Regions from separate parts of the Homo sapiens genome. Here region 1 is linked to region 2. Evidence: chromatin loops called from intact Hi-C (ENCODE). Cell type or tissue: Panc1. All regions are shown on one strand. Links, peaks and the distances in the headings refer to the core of each region. The heading gives the core; the rest is flanking DNA.

Region 1 (7,480 bases), core at 950-5,949, 400 kb before region 2:
TGCCACAACTGATCATTTGGCCTTGTTCTCATCTTCTGTCTGCAGAAATACATTGTAGTGGGCCAGCCTCAGAATTCTCTTTTGGGAGAAGACTGCCTTGAAATCCTGAGGGCAAAGTTGGTAGGAGACAAAGTGATAAAGAGAGAAATAATTTTTTTTTTTTTGCATAACATAGGTAGCTTGGATGAGGGGGTTTCAAGAAAGAGAAGAAATAGAGGCAGAGAGGATCTGGCAGAGAGAAACTAGAATTTGAAGTTTGCATTGGTTAAACCTTTTAAGAACAGGGTTGTCTAACTTTTTATTGTACTTTTTTTTGTGTGTGAGTTCTATAAACCTTTTTCTCTCTTTATCAAAGACTGCTACACACACACACACACACACACACACACACCACCTTGTATAAGTGGGCTTTATTTGGGAGGGGGTAGAACAGAGAGAAGTTGAAGAAAGTTGCTGAGTTTTTTTTTTTTTATTGGTAAAGACAGCCCACAGAGGATGGTGAGACCATCGGTAAACTAAAATAACTCACTGGAAACAAGTGAAATAAGGCAAGAGATAATACGAATTCTCCAGAAGGGTGAGGGTCGTTCATCGTGTGTAGGTTGGGGTCTAAAACCATATTTTTATTTGACTCTCAAAGAACAAAGGCACTCACCAGACTTCTTTAGTAGTAAATAACAGAAATCGATAGGCTAAAAAGCCAACAAAGGGTTCCATTGGGAGGATTCTGGGTGGCACGTAGAACTGAAGGGGAAGTTGAACAGTCAGGTCCCAATAAGCAGGAACAAGTAGACCCCACTTCAGGGCAACCCCATGGGGGTGAATTGGCCCAGGGGTTTACCATGATAAGGAGGCTTCCACCAAGTTCAAACCTTAGGAAGAGAAGTTCGATGGCCTGAGTCTGGGTCACATCCCCACCCTCCTTGTCTGGGGTAGCATGGAGTAAGGGTGTCGAAATTGACCGGCCATCTTCTCGGGACCACATAGGAGAATAAAAGATTTGACCAAGGAAGGAAAGGGGGTACTTTTGCCAAAAAACTTGGAGGAAGGGATGCCAGGCAAGCAGAATTAGCAGATGCCCATGCTCACAGGGTACCTCAGCTGTGAGATGTTGCTGCTGACACACAAGAGTGGAGCAGGTGAAATGACTCCCCACCTCTACAATTAATTTCACAATAGGTCTACAGTTAGAACTGAGCAGTGCTGTGGTGTGTCGCTAACAGACGAAGGAGGAAGGAGAAGGGCTGAGGGACCAATCCTTTATCTTCCAGTGCTAGGCCCTTTCCCAAACACCAAGCTACTGCCCTGGCGCCCCTATACCTCCAAGCCTTTGCTTGAGCTCCCTCTACCTGGAGTTCCCTCTTCTTTCTTCGTTACCTATTGATTTTGTTCTTTAGAACTAGAGAGTATCACCTGGAAGAAATCGTTTCTAATCTTGCCCTTCTCCGTGGGTTAGGAGTCTATCCTCTATGTAGACCCGTATTTTATTTCATCATTAAAAGATGTATTGTTTGTAAAAATAGTTAACATAAACACACGGTAAAAAGTTCAAGCACACAAACTGATATAAATGGAAAAGTTGGGCGTTCCTTTGCCTCTGACCCCAGTTTCCCTCTCAGAGGCCACCACTGTTTCCTGTGTCTCCTTCCAGAACACACACGCACACACACACACACGCACACACACCTCTGCACACACCCCCACTGTAAATGGCCTACCTCCCCAGACTCCGAACCCTCCGAAGGCGGGGTCTCCTTGTTTGCCTCCAGGGCCCTAACGACTAGGGCAGCCTGATTCCCTGCACAAATTCAGCAACAGACTGCTGAAAGCCATGCTCTTGCACAAGGAAAAGTGGGAGGGAAGGGGATGGATTCTGTCTGAGATCACTGGGTGCCACGCTCTATGATCTACGAGTTGCTTTTAATTTCCTGTGCTCGGCCGCCGGCAGCCTGATGAAATGAAGCAGATAGCAGGGCTTCAGATCTAGCCCTTCCTGGGCTAGGGCTTGTCTGCTTGCTGCAAGGTTATAATCTCCAGACTCTGAAGAGAGAAGAGCTACGTGCACTGTACCCCCACAACCACCCCCCACCCCACCCTGTTGCTGCAGCCTCCTGAGCCAGGGAATAGGCAGAAATGAAGCTGCTTGATGTTGCCTATGGTTCCTAGGGCAGTGGTTCTGAGTTGGCCATTTAGGCTTTGAGGCCAGACAGAGATGGTTTGGATCCTGGTTCTGTTGCCTCTTTGCTGTATGCCTTTAAGGCAAGTTGCCCTAACTCTCTGAGGCTCAGTTTTCTCAACTGTAAATGACGGCTATAAGTACAATCTACTTCATCCAGTTCTTACGAAGATTCAAAGAGAATGAATTCAGTGTCTGAGCTGAGGTGCCTGGGACCTAACTCCTGCTGAGTTGGTGGCAGGCGCCCTGGTTGTCTGTATCTGCCATGTAGTCACCAGGATCAGCTCTCAGCAAAATGGCCCAGTTGGTGGCTTTCGTCTTCTATCTGCTTTCCTTTTAGTACTCCTTTTCCCTTCCAGGTACTGACTGGTCTTACTTCTCCTCATCTCTTTTGGTGTGGACAACAATAACTCCTCTCCTGCTGCTGCTACTATGACTCCCACCACCACGCCTTCCATCGCTTCCATGTTGACTGTGCCAGGCATTGTGCCCTTAATGTGGGCTGCATCAGCTAATCTTTACAGTCACCATTATTTCCACTTCACAGCTGAGAAAACAGAGTCACAGAGAGTCGAGGGGTTTTCCCCAGATTTATAGAGTGAATAATTAAAATGAGCAGCCTGATGGTCATTTACACTATGTGATAGAGACTTAATGGATTATCTCTATCACAAAGTTTGCATTTTCAAAATGCTCTTCAAAAAGAGGTCAGAGCCTAGTCCAAAGGAGTTAATTGATAATAGCAAGTAAATCTTTCTCAACAGGCTTAGGAAAGAGAGGATTTTGTTGAGGGACATGGAATACCTTCATACTACCCTTAAAAAATGAAACCAAGGCCACTGCTTGCTGCATCTGAAATTTAGATCAGTCTTGAATGTGTCTATGAGAGAACAGTACAAATTTCCTTGCTGCATTTCACGAAACAGGTAGCAGAGTGGAAATTCCTGGGAATTATACTTCTTGATGCATGAGATTGTTTAACAAACACGAACTCTCCCCCAGACTTTCGATTTAAAGAAAATCAAAGACCTTCCCTCAACTCAATGAAGTGTTAATAACACCACGGAGTCCTGAGCCTTCGTCCTGAGCAGCTGCAGGGCTTCCCGCCGCCTGCAGGTGTCGCTGGTGGCTACTGACCCATCTGCTGCTTGGCAGGTGATGGGAACAGGAAGAAGGTATGAGTCAACTCAGTTTTTTTTTTTTTTTTTTTTTTTTTTTAGAGACAGGGTCTTACTTTGTTGCCCAGGCTGAAGTGCAATGGTGCAATCATAGCTCACCACAACCTCGAACTCCTGGGCCCCAGCAATCCTTCTGTGTCAGCCTCCTGAGTAGCTGGGACTACAGGTCCCATGCTCAGCTAATTAAAAACATTTAGTAGAGATGAGGTCTCACTATGTTGCGTAGGCTGTTCTCAAACTCCTGGGTTCAAGCAATCCCCCTGCTTCGACCTCCCAAAGTGCTGGGATTATAGGCATGAGTCACTCCACTCGGCTAGGTCCCCCATTATGACACATTCTTTAGCTCTAGGGACTCTTCAGGGATAATCAACTCTGTTCTTTTTGCAGAGAGGGTGCCCAGGAATGGGAAGTGACCAGGTTTAGGTTCCCCATCCATAGTCAGTGGCCTGGCTTGCCCAGAATTTAGTGAAGAAATGTCTTTGGTGGAAATAATCGGAGTGTTGGATGTTTTTACAGCTTATGCTACTGTTAATCAGGGACGTTGACCTTCCTTCCCCTCCCGTTCCCTCTCTCTATCTCTTCTTTTTCTCTCCTCTTTATCTCTTCCCCCATCCCCTTCCCATTTGGTCTTCACAGCAACCAGGTGAGTCTCCAACACTTTAACAATGAGTAGCAGAGGCTTGGAGAAGGACATAATACGCCTGAATCACCTGAAAGTGGTTGACAGAGGAGAGACTAAGGCCCACCAAACATGTCCCTCTTGGATGCTCCACTGCCTTAGTGGGGCTGTCTTGGCTCAGTTACTGATTTGCTAAGTCCTGGAGCAAGTTAAATTACTTTGTTTCTCTGTGCCTCTGCTTCCTTGTCTGTAAACAAGACAGTAACTATAGCTACCTCACAGGGTGGTCATTAAAGTATATAAAGTGTTTATCAGAGTACCTGGTACTTAGCAAGTACTTAAAAAAGGTCTTTGTCCTGACAACACTAACATTGTCATTATGTAGATTGTGTGCCCTCTAACTAACGTTATATGTTGGACTTGAACTTGTTTTGTGCTTTGCAGTGTAAAATATTTGTTTTGCAATGCGAATTTAAAAGCAATCAATTTTTCACTTGTTGAAGATGTTAATACCTAGTGCTGGTGTGTGTGTGGTAATGTGGGAGATAGGCACTTTCATTGGGGCTGCTGCATTCAAACAGTGCCAGCCAAGGGCACCATCACTTCCCCTAGTATTGTATAAAAAGGTGGGCCTGGCCCTCATGCCCCATTCACGGGTAGAACTCGGTGTCAGCTTTGGGAAGCTGACCAAAGTGCCAACTTTGGTGTTGTGCATTAGATGCTCTCGAATGTTCAACTTGAGACAAAGCAGGATAAACAAAGCCCCAGTGTCTAAAGATGACAAAAAGTCACCTGAAGGGATTTGGACAAAGCAGTAAGCATTCTTCAGGGAGTGACAGTAAAACCAGGGAAGGAAACTGAAGATGCCTCATGCTGGTGTGGTCCAGTGGAGAGGGACAGGTTCAGACTATTGCTAGTCGAATATTAAATAGAAGAGTGACCGCTGAAGAAAGGAAACCTTAAAAGCAACCTGCCAATCCTATGTAGATGACTCACAGACCTCCCAGACTTACCTACCCTCTCGATTCCATCCATCCTATTAAGCTTATTGCTCCCCACTCATCTACTGAACCCATTTCATTCGTTCCATGAGGATGATAAGCACATCTTCCTCACAGAGCCGCTATGTGCAACCATACAGAGACCTTTCCTCAAAGGTTAGCACATACTCAAAAAAAGGCAGCTCTTCTTTTTGGGCCTTCTCAGACCAGATTCCTTTGATATTCCTTTGATACAGACTAGGAGACAAGAGGACTGTCTTCATTTGCTCATTAGTCAGCTGTCCTCATTAGCTCTGTAGTCCTGGATAAGGCCCTTAGGACCTTTGAGCCTCCGTTTTGCCATCCATGTGTGAAATGTGAATAATAATGGTACCTGCCTCACAAGGTTGTTCTGAGTATTAATTGGGATAGTGCATAAAGCACTTGGCATGATGTCTGTCTCAGAAGTGGTCTGGAAGTCCCCTTTATAATTGTTACATAACAATGTTATAATTATTACATAATTGCCTCTCTGAGAGTCGGCTGACTTCCACTAATCTACATCCCTGGTGTTACCCACTGGTTTGATTTCCACAGTTTGCCCACCTCTGAGATGAGGAATAGATTCCAATACCCTCCATCTAGCAAGAAAAATGATGATGGGCACACTGGGAGCATTTCCTTTTGCACTTGCCTTGTCCTGTTGCTGTTTTAGAGCTATGTGCTGCGTGCCATTTGCAGGTAAGGCCATTGCCACAGCAAGATTGGGACATCAGGCACAGGGTGCCTGGCTCTAGGTTCTCCACCTCATTGTTGACTTTGGCAAGGGAATTTTAGAGGAGGGCTGCCATGGTCGCATTCTTCAGCACAGCAAAGAGAAGAGAAAACAGTGCGACTCTTGCCAATTTCCTTGAGCTCCAAGGGAAAGAAACAGAAACAAGTAACATGAGTAAGAACACTAAAATGAGTTTGGAAGTGTGTTGGAATGAGCTGAAAGCCTTTGGGGCATGCTTCAGGAACAATAAGCTGTTCCTGTTTGGCTGCCCAGGATTTTTTATTAGGCTGAGAGTAGCAAGTTAGGGAAGGGAGGTGGAATCTCGCTGGTGGAGGTGATAGGGCACCTGCGGGGAGGGGATAGATGGTGGGAAGACTAGAAAGAAAAGGTGGTGATGTCTACGGTAGACTCCAAAAGTTTTCTTGTGTAATGGGAAATGTACCTGTCTCTCCACTTTCCAATTCAACTTTCAATAATGTCTGCATTAATCTCTAATGCTTTGGGAATTGGGTTTTTTGGAGGGATGTGGCAGAGTGCTGCATATAAACTCAAGGTTGGCATGAAGCATGAGCAGAGGCGGCCAATGGGGACCTGCACTTATTCATCACCACTGTATAAAAACGCACTGACCTGCTTACTTTTACAGACCTCACCTTCCACCTGACATAAAAGCCTGTTGTATGGGGAACACTCAAATTACTGTATTCGTGTAAATTCATAAGAAACACTGGTTGGCATAAACCTCTTCTCCCCCCACCCTTACCCCCTGGCAAGAGAAGCCAATATTGTATAACTAAAGACAAATGGAGGGGAGATTTTATGGGATCTTTCCAAACGGGGAGGAGGAGACAGAAAATGTTCCTTAAGGTTAGAGAAGCAGAAGAAACTGTTGATACCTCAAGACGGGTGTTCTTTTTATCCACTGCTGCTTTAAAAAATGCCCTGGCTTAAAACAACAACATTTATTTTACTCACGAATTGGCAGTTTGGCCAGGATGCTGCAGGAACAGCATGTCTGTCTCTCCGCTCAGCTGGGACGGCTGGAAGGCCAGGGCTGGACTCCTCTCATGGTTTGCTCACTCACATACCTGGCAATTAATGCTGGCTGTCAGATCTGGGGCCCTAGCTGGGGATGCCAGCCAGAACACCCACACCTCTCTGTGGGGCCTGGGCTTCCTCCTCACCATGTGGCGGCCAGGTTCCAAGGGTGGGCGTCTTGGGAGAGAACTAGGCAGAAGCTCCATCACCCTTTCTGACTTAGCCTGAGAAGCCAGGCGGCATCATTTTGGCTGCATTCTATTCTATAGAGTGAGTCCCCAAGGGCATTAGTTTGCTGGGCTGCCATAACAAAGCACCGCAGAGTAGGCGGCTTGGACAACAGAAATTTGTTTTCTGTTCTGAAGGCCAGAAGTCTGAGATCAAGGTGTCGGAAGGGTTGTTTTTTTTTTTTCTGAGGCTGCTCTCCTTGACTTCTGGATGGTCATCTTCTCCCTGTGTCTTCATGTGGGCTTCCTTCTAAGTGTGTGTCTGTGTCCTAATCTCCTCTTCTTACATGAGGAGAGCAGTTAAATTGGATTAGGGCCCCACCCTACCACCCTATTGGTCTTATTTTAACTTGATTACCTCTTGAAAGGCCCTATCTCCAAATACAGTCACATTCTGAAGGTACTGGAGGTTTCAATATATGAATCTGAGAGGAGGGGAAGGACACAGTTTAGCCCATGACACCAAGGATCGGCCATACTCAAAGGG
Region 2 (7,984 bases), core at 1,387-6,386:
CCTCTCTGAACGTCAGTTTCCTCATTTGTAAAATGGAGAGAATTCCTCCGTTGCATTGTTGTGAATTTGAGTAAATGCACATAGATTGCCTAACACAGTGCCTGGCACATAGTAGGTACTCTCTGAAAGGTGCTTTAGCATTATCATCATCTCCCACAGCACCTAGCTCAGTGTTAGGTTATTGTTTGCTTGGTTTCATTCATCTTTGGTTCACCCACGGTACTTAGCATGGTGCTTACACAGAGTACATGCATCTCTATATGCCTGGTCGAATTGAAAGCTAGAGAGAGCACCATGAAAAATTGCATGATCACAGGTGACAGATCTCCTCCCATAGATGTCTTAAGCAGATCCTTGAATCTCCCATAGCTTCAGTTTCTCTACAGGTCAACTTCAGTGGCAGCTTCCCCTGGAGGGTTCGCAGAAATGGGAGTTCTGCAACATCAGAGGTTTCTAATGCAATAAGATGGATAATGAAAAGATTCTTCTTCCACAAGCGTCGAGTGAGTCAGAGCTCTGTGCTTGACTTTGCCCCAGGGAGTACCGAGAAAATGAAATATCGTCTGTGTTCTCATGACACCTAAACAAATGGTCAAGTCCATGGGTCAAAAATCAGCCAGAGGGGTTAAGAGGCATCTCTAGCAAAGGAAGGGGAGGAGCAGCAAGGAAAGCACCATTAGCAAAGGTTGCTGTGTGGGGTCCTGCTACACGGCTGTTATTAAGGCTAATACCTGTTCCCCTTACAGTGAGATCTTTGTTTTGCCTTCACGAAACACACTGGTAAATGACAACAAGTCTGAAATCTGCAAGGATTTTGAACTTGTCAATCTGGCTCAATAATTTCTTCCACATCCTGACACCTGAATCAAGACATAAGTTCTCATCTAGGTAACAAACTATTTTCTTTCACAATGAGGATAAACCATCTCTGAATCTCAGATTTGCTCTTTTTTTTTCATCCTGGCCTTTTGCCACCACAGAAAAATGTCTGATAGGCTGAGTTTTCACATTGCAGCTGGTTACTGTGATTATGTAGACACAGCCTCAGTAAATTCAATGGTGTGTTGCTGGCTGTTCAATAGCTGGTGAAATTAATGCCCAGGGAAGTGGGAAATGGGCCACCACAATCAAAATGTGGATTTGGAACTTGCTCTTTATTTTATCCCACCCTTACCCTCCCCTACACCCCTGTCTTTGTGCTAATGCCAGCTACGTGCCAGGTTACTGGTATTCTCTTCCTCCTCCCTCTCCCCTTATAAGTAAACCAGCTCAAGAGAAGCCCCATTATCTTAGACTTAATGATACATTGGGAATGGTGGGAACTGAGTTCATGATACCTCACTCTCACCCCTACCCTGGAAGATGCATGAGAGAAAGGATAGCAGGTGCCTTCGGGGGCCACTTTATCCAGCAAGAGAAGCTGACCACCTGGAGCTACGGGATCTCAAAGATCATCTAAGCCAGGTCCTATCTGCAGACAGACTAGTCTGAGCCACCCAGGACCAATGACAGCCTCTCCTTTTAATAAAGACCCCTGACAGAGGGCTGCCAAGTTCTTCCAGTCTCACACCCCACTGTGTAGGTCATGAGTGGCTGCAGGAGCAGAAGGAGCACTGTCCTGTAGGCCAGGGAAACAGAGTTTCCTAACCAGCTCTGCTCCTGACCATCTTGCCAAGTCTCTTTCCCTAGTGCACCACCTCCAACACAGGAAGATAAGCAAACCAAGGTTCTGAGAGCTTCTGAAGATCTAAATCACTATAAACTTGTGAATCTCTTATTATCAAATCTTCAAATACAGCTTAGGGCAATTTAATTATAATAGAAAATAATCCATTTTCAGGACTGTCTCTACCACAGATTTCTTAACCCGAGGGAAACCCCCTGAAATTGTGTATTTTGCACATGTGTGGAGTCTGTGCACTTTGCTGGGAGTAAATTAAAACCTTCGATACGTGTATGATAACCACCTGCCTCCCTTCTCAAAAAATAAAAATAAAAAGAGGTTAAGAGCTTACCTCTAGGTTGAGAAGCTTAGATGTAAGTCATCCTGAGTGACTTCTGTTTTCCCCACCCGTGAATATCAAGTTATAACAAGTATCAAGAGCAGAAGGTGAGAAACCCAAGATGCAGGCTTGTGAACTGGAGTAAAAGAAGGTATCAGGCTTTACTTTTCAATCTCCAGCTGCCACTGCCCATTGCTCTGCCATATATTTGCTAGCCTATGACCTCAGGAATCAACTGACTCTCTCTGAACCACTGTTTCTCATCTCTCAATGAACAATGGTTATGCTTCTCTCAAAGAATTGTAAAGTCTCAAAGAAACTGAGTAAATGCATGGCTATCAGTAAGCGCTCAATTCATGGGAGTCCCTGCCCAGCACCAGTGGCTCAGGCCCCAAAATTAACTACTCAAAAGGCAGCTCCATCTATAACAGTGGTTCCATCCCCTACCTTGCCCCGGGGGAAAAGTATGACACAGTAGCTGAGTACCCAACTTTGGGAGAGACCCCACAGTTGAGTTCAGTTCCCAGCAGCTCTCCTCCATGCCTTTGTGAACTTGGGCGAACAGCTAAACTTCCCCATAATTTGGTGTCTCATCCATGAAATAGAAATGGTGAAGAGTGTATTCTTTCTCTCATGAGAGTCATGAGAAAATGCAAAAAGAACTCAGCACACTGTCTAGGACAAAATAAATGTTGGATAAATGTGAACTAACATAAAGTTCTTTGGCTTTTTCTTTCTTTCTTTCTTGGCCCATACTTTCTCTTCTAAGTACCATTCACCCACCTTTGGGAGTGCGTCCCTGTGACTGAATGTCCAACATGGATATCAGACAGAAAGGAAAAAACTCAACAAATAACCAAGATCCTCTACGTCCCTTCCCCAGGTCTCTGACCTCCCTCACCCCCACTCCCAGATAGCCAGCTAGCTTCCTCCCTCAATTCCCTTCATGTTTCCTCAAATATCACTTCAGTGACATCCCAAGCACCCACTTAACATTTCAAATCCACCCCACAAACACCCCACTGCATTTCCCCCTCCTTACTTTATTTTCAGCCTAACACCTGTCATCACATTACACACCTCATCATTTGCTTATTTAGTATACTGTCTGTCTTCTGTCGGGAGAAGCTACGCTCCTATAGGGCAGGAGTCCGTCTATTTTGTTCAGTTGCTATGTTCACAGCGCCCAGAGCCAGGGCAGAGAGTGGAGACTCCGTAAGAATCGGCTGAATAAATGAGTGAATGCCTGAGCGAATGAAAGGATGAAGAGAAGCCAGATTTTACTGGGGCCAAAGAGTTTGCACGGGGCGAGGGGAGCCAGATGAAGGATGAGGGCTGGCCTCAGATCCGACTCAAGTCCCTCCCACCTGCCCAATCCTAGAATTCTCTTTCCCTCTTTTAGGTGCTGGACAAGTTGCATATCCCGTTAAATCCGGGGCCCACTCCGGGAGCCCCCTATTAAAGGTAAGCAGCCCCCAACCCACCTTTGACACGGAAGAGTGACTAGCGGGGAAAATAACCCCAGCGGGCCGCCTAGGGGTGGGTGACCCGCGATCTCCACGCCCAGGTCCCGCCCTCGCGGCCCCTGCCCCCGCCCCGCCCCCCGCAGAGGGCGCGCCCTGGGAGCGGCGGGGGACGCGGCTGGCTTCCCGGCTTGCGGGGTGGCGGCGTCGGGGCTGCGGGCGCCTTGGCTGGACCCGCATTGCCCCCTAGTGCCGCGCGGAGTCAGGGCGCCGGGCTCCCCCGCCTGATGTCACCGCCGTGCAGTCAGCCCAGAAGCGGCTCATTGAAAGCAGACCCTCTTCGGCGCTCGCTGGGCGGAGGACGCGCCGCGGTCCGCAGACCCGAGCGAGCTGGGCACCGCCGGGCGCCCCCGGCCCTGCCGCCCCCTCCTCCCCGCCGCTCCCCCGCGAGCCCGGCCAGGCGCGCCTGACGTGGACCATTAAACTTGGAGCTGCCGCCTCGTCCCCTCTCCTCCTCCTCCTCCCTCTGACAGGCGAGCGAGCGACTCGGTGCAGGCAGGAGACGTGCTGCCGGGCTGGGCTGCCCGGGGGAGATGACTCCTCGCCAGGAGGGCGCCTCTGGGAAGAAGACCACGGGGGAAGCAAAGTTTCAGGGCAGCTGAGGAGCCTTCGCCGCAGCCCTTCCGAGCCCAATCATCCCCCTGGCTATGGAGGGCGGACTCTAAGATGAATCCCGACCTGGACACCGGCCACAACACATCAGCACCTGCCCACTGGGGAGAGTTGAAAAATGCCAACTTCACTGGCCCCAACCAGACCTCGAGCAACTCCACACTGCCCCAGCTGGACATCACCAGGGCCATCTCTGTGGGCCTGGTGCTGGGCGCCTTCATCCTCTTTGCCATCGTGGGCAACATCCTAGTCATCTTGTCTGTGGCCTGCAACCGGCACCTGCGGACGCCCACCAACTACTTCATTGTCAACCTGGCCATGGCCGACCTGCTGTTGAGCTTCACCGTCCTGCCCTTCTCAGCGGCCCTAGAGGTGCTCGGCTACTGGGTGCTGGGGCGGATCTTCTGTGACATCTGGGCAGCCGTGGATGTCCTGTGCTGCACAGCGTCCATTCTGAGCCTGTGCGCCATCTCCATCGATCGCTACATCGGGGTGCGCTACTCTCTGCAGTATCCCACGCTGGTCACCCGGAGGAAGGCCATCTTGGCGCTGCTCAGTGTCTGGGTCTTGTCCACCGTCATCTCCATCGGGCCTCTCCTTGGGTGGAAGGAGCCGGCACCCAACGATGACAAGGAGTGCGGGGTCACCGAAGAACCCTTCTATGCCCTCTTCTCCTCTCTGGGCTCCTTCTACATCCCTCTGGCGGTCATTCTAGTCATGTACTGCCGTGTCTATATAGTGGCCAAGAGAACCACCAAGAACCTAGAGGCAGGAGTCATGAAGGAGATGTCCAACTCCAAGGAGCTGACCCTGAGGATCCATTCCAAGAACTTTCACGAGGACACCCTTAGCAGTACCAAGGCCAAGGGCCACAACCCCAGGAGTTCCATAGCTGTCAAACTTTTTAAGTTCTCCAGGGAAAAGAAAGCAGCTAAGACGTTGGGCATTGTGGTCGGTATGTTCATCTTGTGCTGGCTACCCTTCTTCATCGCTCTACCGCTTGGTAAGTTGGGGACTAGCAGCAGGGGGACTGGGCATTTTTGGACCTTGGGTTTACTGATGAGCTTACTCTAAAGTTTTTTGTGGGTTTTGTTTCTTATGCAGTCTGTGCGTGTTCGGAGATTGAATAATATTGTTTGTTCTGCAAAGGGTTTGCAGATTGGGGAGCTGGCTAAAAACCAACTCAGGTGTTAGTAGAACACGCTAAGGCACTAGCTTCTGGAAATAGAACCAGGGAAGGAAAATCTGGTATGAGGAATGACTCACTCAACAGCCTCGGTTTAATAATTAAAAAGGATATTCACTGGGCTTGAATATCACACCGGCGTTATTTCAGTAGTAATGATGTGTCGGCTAAGGCAGCGTCACTAATGCAGCATACAAAATAGTTTGTAGTTACTGCAGACGCGGCATTTGGGAAGCAGGGAGGCAGCTCGTACACAGAAAGGCAGCATTCATTCAGCATTTCCAGGGCTAGAGCAGAAGCCACGCTTCTCAAGAGCTTTGCAGAGGCTGCATTCTCTCCCTCCCCTCTTCACTGACAGCTATCACCCAGATATACTACGTTCATTATCCGTTAATAAGAGCATTTTACAGCCACACAGCCCCAACCAGCCTTTAAGTTATTGAAAGCTTGAGATGTGAAAGAGAAGATGACTAGAGGGTCACACATTTTTAGTTTTTACCCAAAAATGTTTCTAACTCTAGTGATTTATGGAATGCCCAGAATCAAATTATAGTTGTCCCTCATCTCAGCTGACAGAGACCAAATCCTGGTAAGATGGAATTCAGTGCGTCCTCCCCCTCTTATGAAAACATGTTCGTCTTCTTTTTGTTTGGTGGTCCTACTAACTGAATTGTTCAAAAGGCTACCTGATGTTTTCTAAGGAAGAAGCCAAGGTCTGGTTAGCAGGTAAACCTAAAGGGGGGCATCTGTCACATGCTGTCCACATGGCCTGGGGATCCCTTGTCCTTCCTCTGAGGCACTGATCTGCTTTGATTCCTTCTCCTATCCCTGGGGGACACTACAGAAAATGAATGGAGGGAGTTTATCATGACACAGTCATGTGCCATGATATCAGGAGAGGTAACAGCTGCTATACTGCGGACCACATATGCCTGCAATCACACCGGAGTCTCAGGTCAGACCCAAATATAACCAAATCCCTCAAACAGCTATAAATTCTGAAGGCACACTGCTTTCAAGAGAAAAATGCAAACAGAAAGGAAGCAAACAGATATCGAGTTTCCATTTAAAAAGAAAGAAAAAGATTTTCAAAAGCCGTCTAACCTTTTCTCCATGTCATCTTTTCTAAAGCAGGCCTGCAGGCTAATGCCTTTCAGAAATATTTTCAATGGTTAGTGTTAAGCAGAAAGGGTTTGAAAAAGTTCTACTCCCCAGGCGTGATCACATACCATTGCAGGGAAGCTTGCTTTTCTTTCCCAAGGTCTCAGGGTTCTTTTGCAGGCTTGTTCGGTTTACAGTGGATGACAGTTCACACTGCATTGGGTCATTACAAAGATCATGGTTGTACATGGAGCTGATGGAGGTGATTTGGCCTCTTATTAGCCATATGACCTTGGCCAAATGACCACTCCTGTATGAGCCTCAGTTTCTTCGTCTACAAAACAGGGCTGATTAATATTTGCTCCATGGAGTTTGCATTAATGTATAGGAAGGACTTAGCACAGTATCTGGTGTATAGCAGATGCTCAATGAAAGTTAGCTATGAGCAGTACAAACCAAACCCCAATCTCCCCTTCGGTATAACTGTGTCTTTTCTCCTTCTCTACACATTTGCCAATCCCACACCTGTTACTAAAGTCTTGGAAGAGAATTGAGTCTTTCTTCCTTTGCCCCTGGCCTCCAGCCTGCAGAGGCTGTGACCAGAGCATGCTCAGGAAGGAGAAGGCCTCAGCAGGATGCAGGAATGGATCAAAGGTGCAGGCTTTGGCTTTTAGGGGCAGGGGAAATAGCTCCAAACAGGTAAGGAGGCTTCCAGCATATTCAAATGGGAAGAACACGGCTCTGGTGATCAGGAGCAACAGAGTTCCCATTTGAGCTTTGCCATCAATTAGCTCTGTGGCTCTAGGCTTGCTGCTTTGCTTCTCTAGGCTTCAGGCCTCACACCTGGAGAACGAGGAGGTTGAATTAGATTAAGGGATCTCAAACTTTGAGAACTATCAGAATCACTTGTGAAACTTCATAAACAATGGTAGCTGCCTGGGCCGAACCCCCAGCAAATAGGATTCAGTAAGTCAGAAGGATACCAGGAATCTGCAGGTATAATCAGCCCACCAGGTGATTCTGAAGAGGTAGTCCACAGACCAGGCTTTGAGAATCACTGGCCAGAAAATTTCTCAGTTTCCTTCAGGCCCAGCACCCTGGAAGCCAGGGTTTTAAATGCTGCCAATCTCAGACCTTTCCCAGCCACATCGTAGTGTGAGATGATGTGGCTTCTCTCTGGGTCTTGCTCTTCAAGTCATCAAGCCCACCCTCACTTTCTTCTTACTCACATTACCCCCATCGTCTCTCTCCTTTCTGTCTGTGCCTTTCTGAGACTTTGTCCCCCTAGCATCTCAGGTCCTGAGCTTCCACACAATAAAAAGTGAGAGGTTCTTGCCACCTTGATGCTATCTTGTTTCTCTTCTCCTTGCGATGAAAACTTTCCGACTATCATGCGACGATCTCCCAGAGATCTTCCAGTGATTTGTCCCTGAGCCGACCCCATCAACATCCTTCTTCCCTGAAAACCTAACAGATAATGTGGGGAATGTGGACTCTAGGACTTGAGTTTGAGATGGGCTTCAAAAAGTACTCAAGAGCTTCAAACAAAGAAGGTACTT

The links. Peaks named below come from ENCODE experiments on the same cell type or tissue, not always from the same donor. Only the 100,000 strongest peaks of a DNase experiment are listed, where the experiment ranks them.
Region 1: a loop joins it to region 2, with 4 times the contacts of the local background. A loop is called at or near these places in 63 of 110 quality-filtered maps.

Annotation. Positions count from the first base shown.
Region 1 is chr5:159,512,734-159,520,213 of GRCh38, forward strand. LOC105377685 (a long non-coding RNA gene) reads right to left here. Exons shown (of 4, transcript XR_941142.3): 2 at 6,704-6,816; 3 at 1-105. It overlaps LOC105377684 (a long non-coding RNA gene), which reads left to right and starts at 2,844. Exons shown (of 20, transcript XR_941139.3): 1 at 2,844-3,351; 2 at 5,551-5,694. RefSeq lists an enhancer at 3,177-3,226. In Panc1, for the core only: CTCF peaks have their summits at 3,292 (motif pointing right) and 3,555; a DNase peak (open chromatin) is centred at 3,298; H3K27ac peaks cover 213 bases.
Region 2 is chr5:159,912,714-159,920,697 of GRCh38, forward strand. It overlaps ADRA1B (adrenoceptor alpha 1B), which reads left to right and starts at 3,769. Exons shown (of 2, transcript NM_000679.4): 1 at 3,769-5,141. The coding sequence starts at 4,193. RefSeq lists a silencer at 3,603-3,662 and enhancers at 3,726-4,342, 4,343-4,959. In Panc1, for the core only: CTCF peaks have their summits at 3,715 (motif pointing left) and 3,914; no DNase peak of the experiment used is centred there; H3K4me3 peaks cover 3,561 bases; H3K27ac peaks cover 1,276 bases.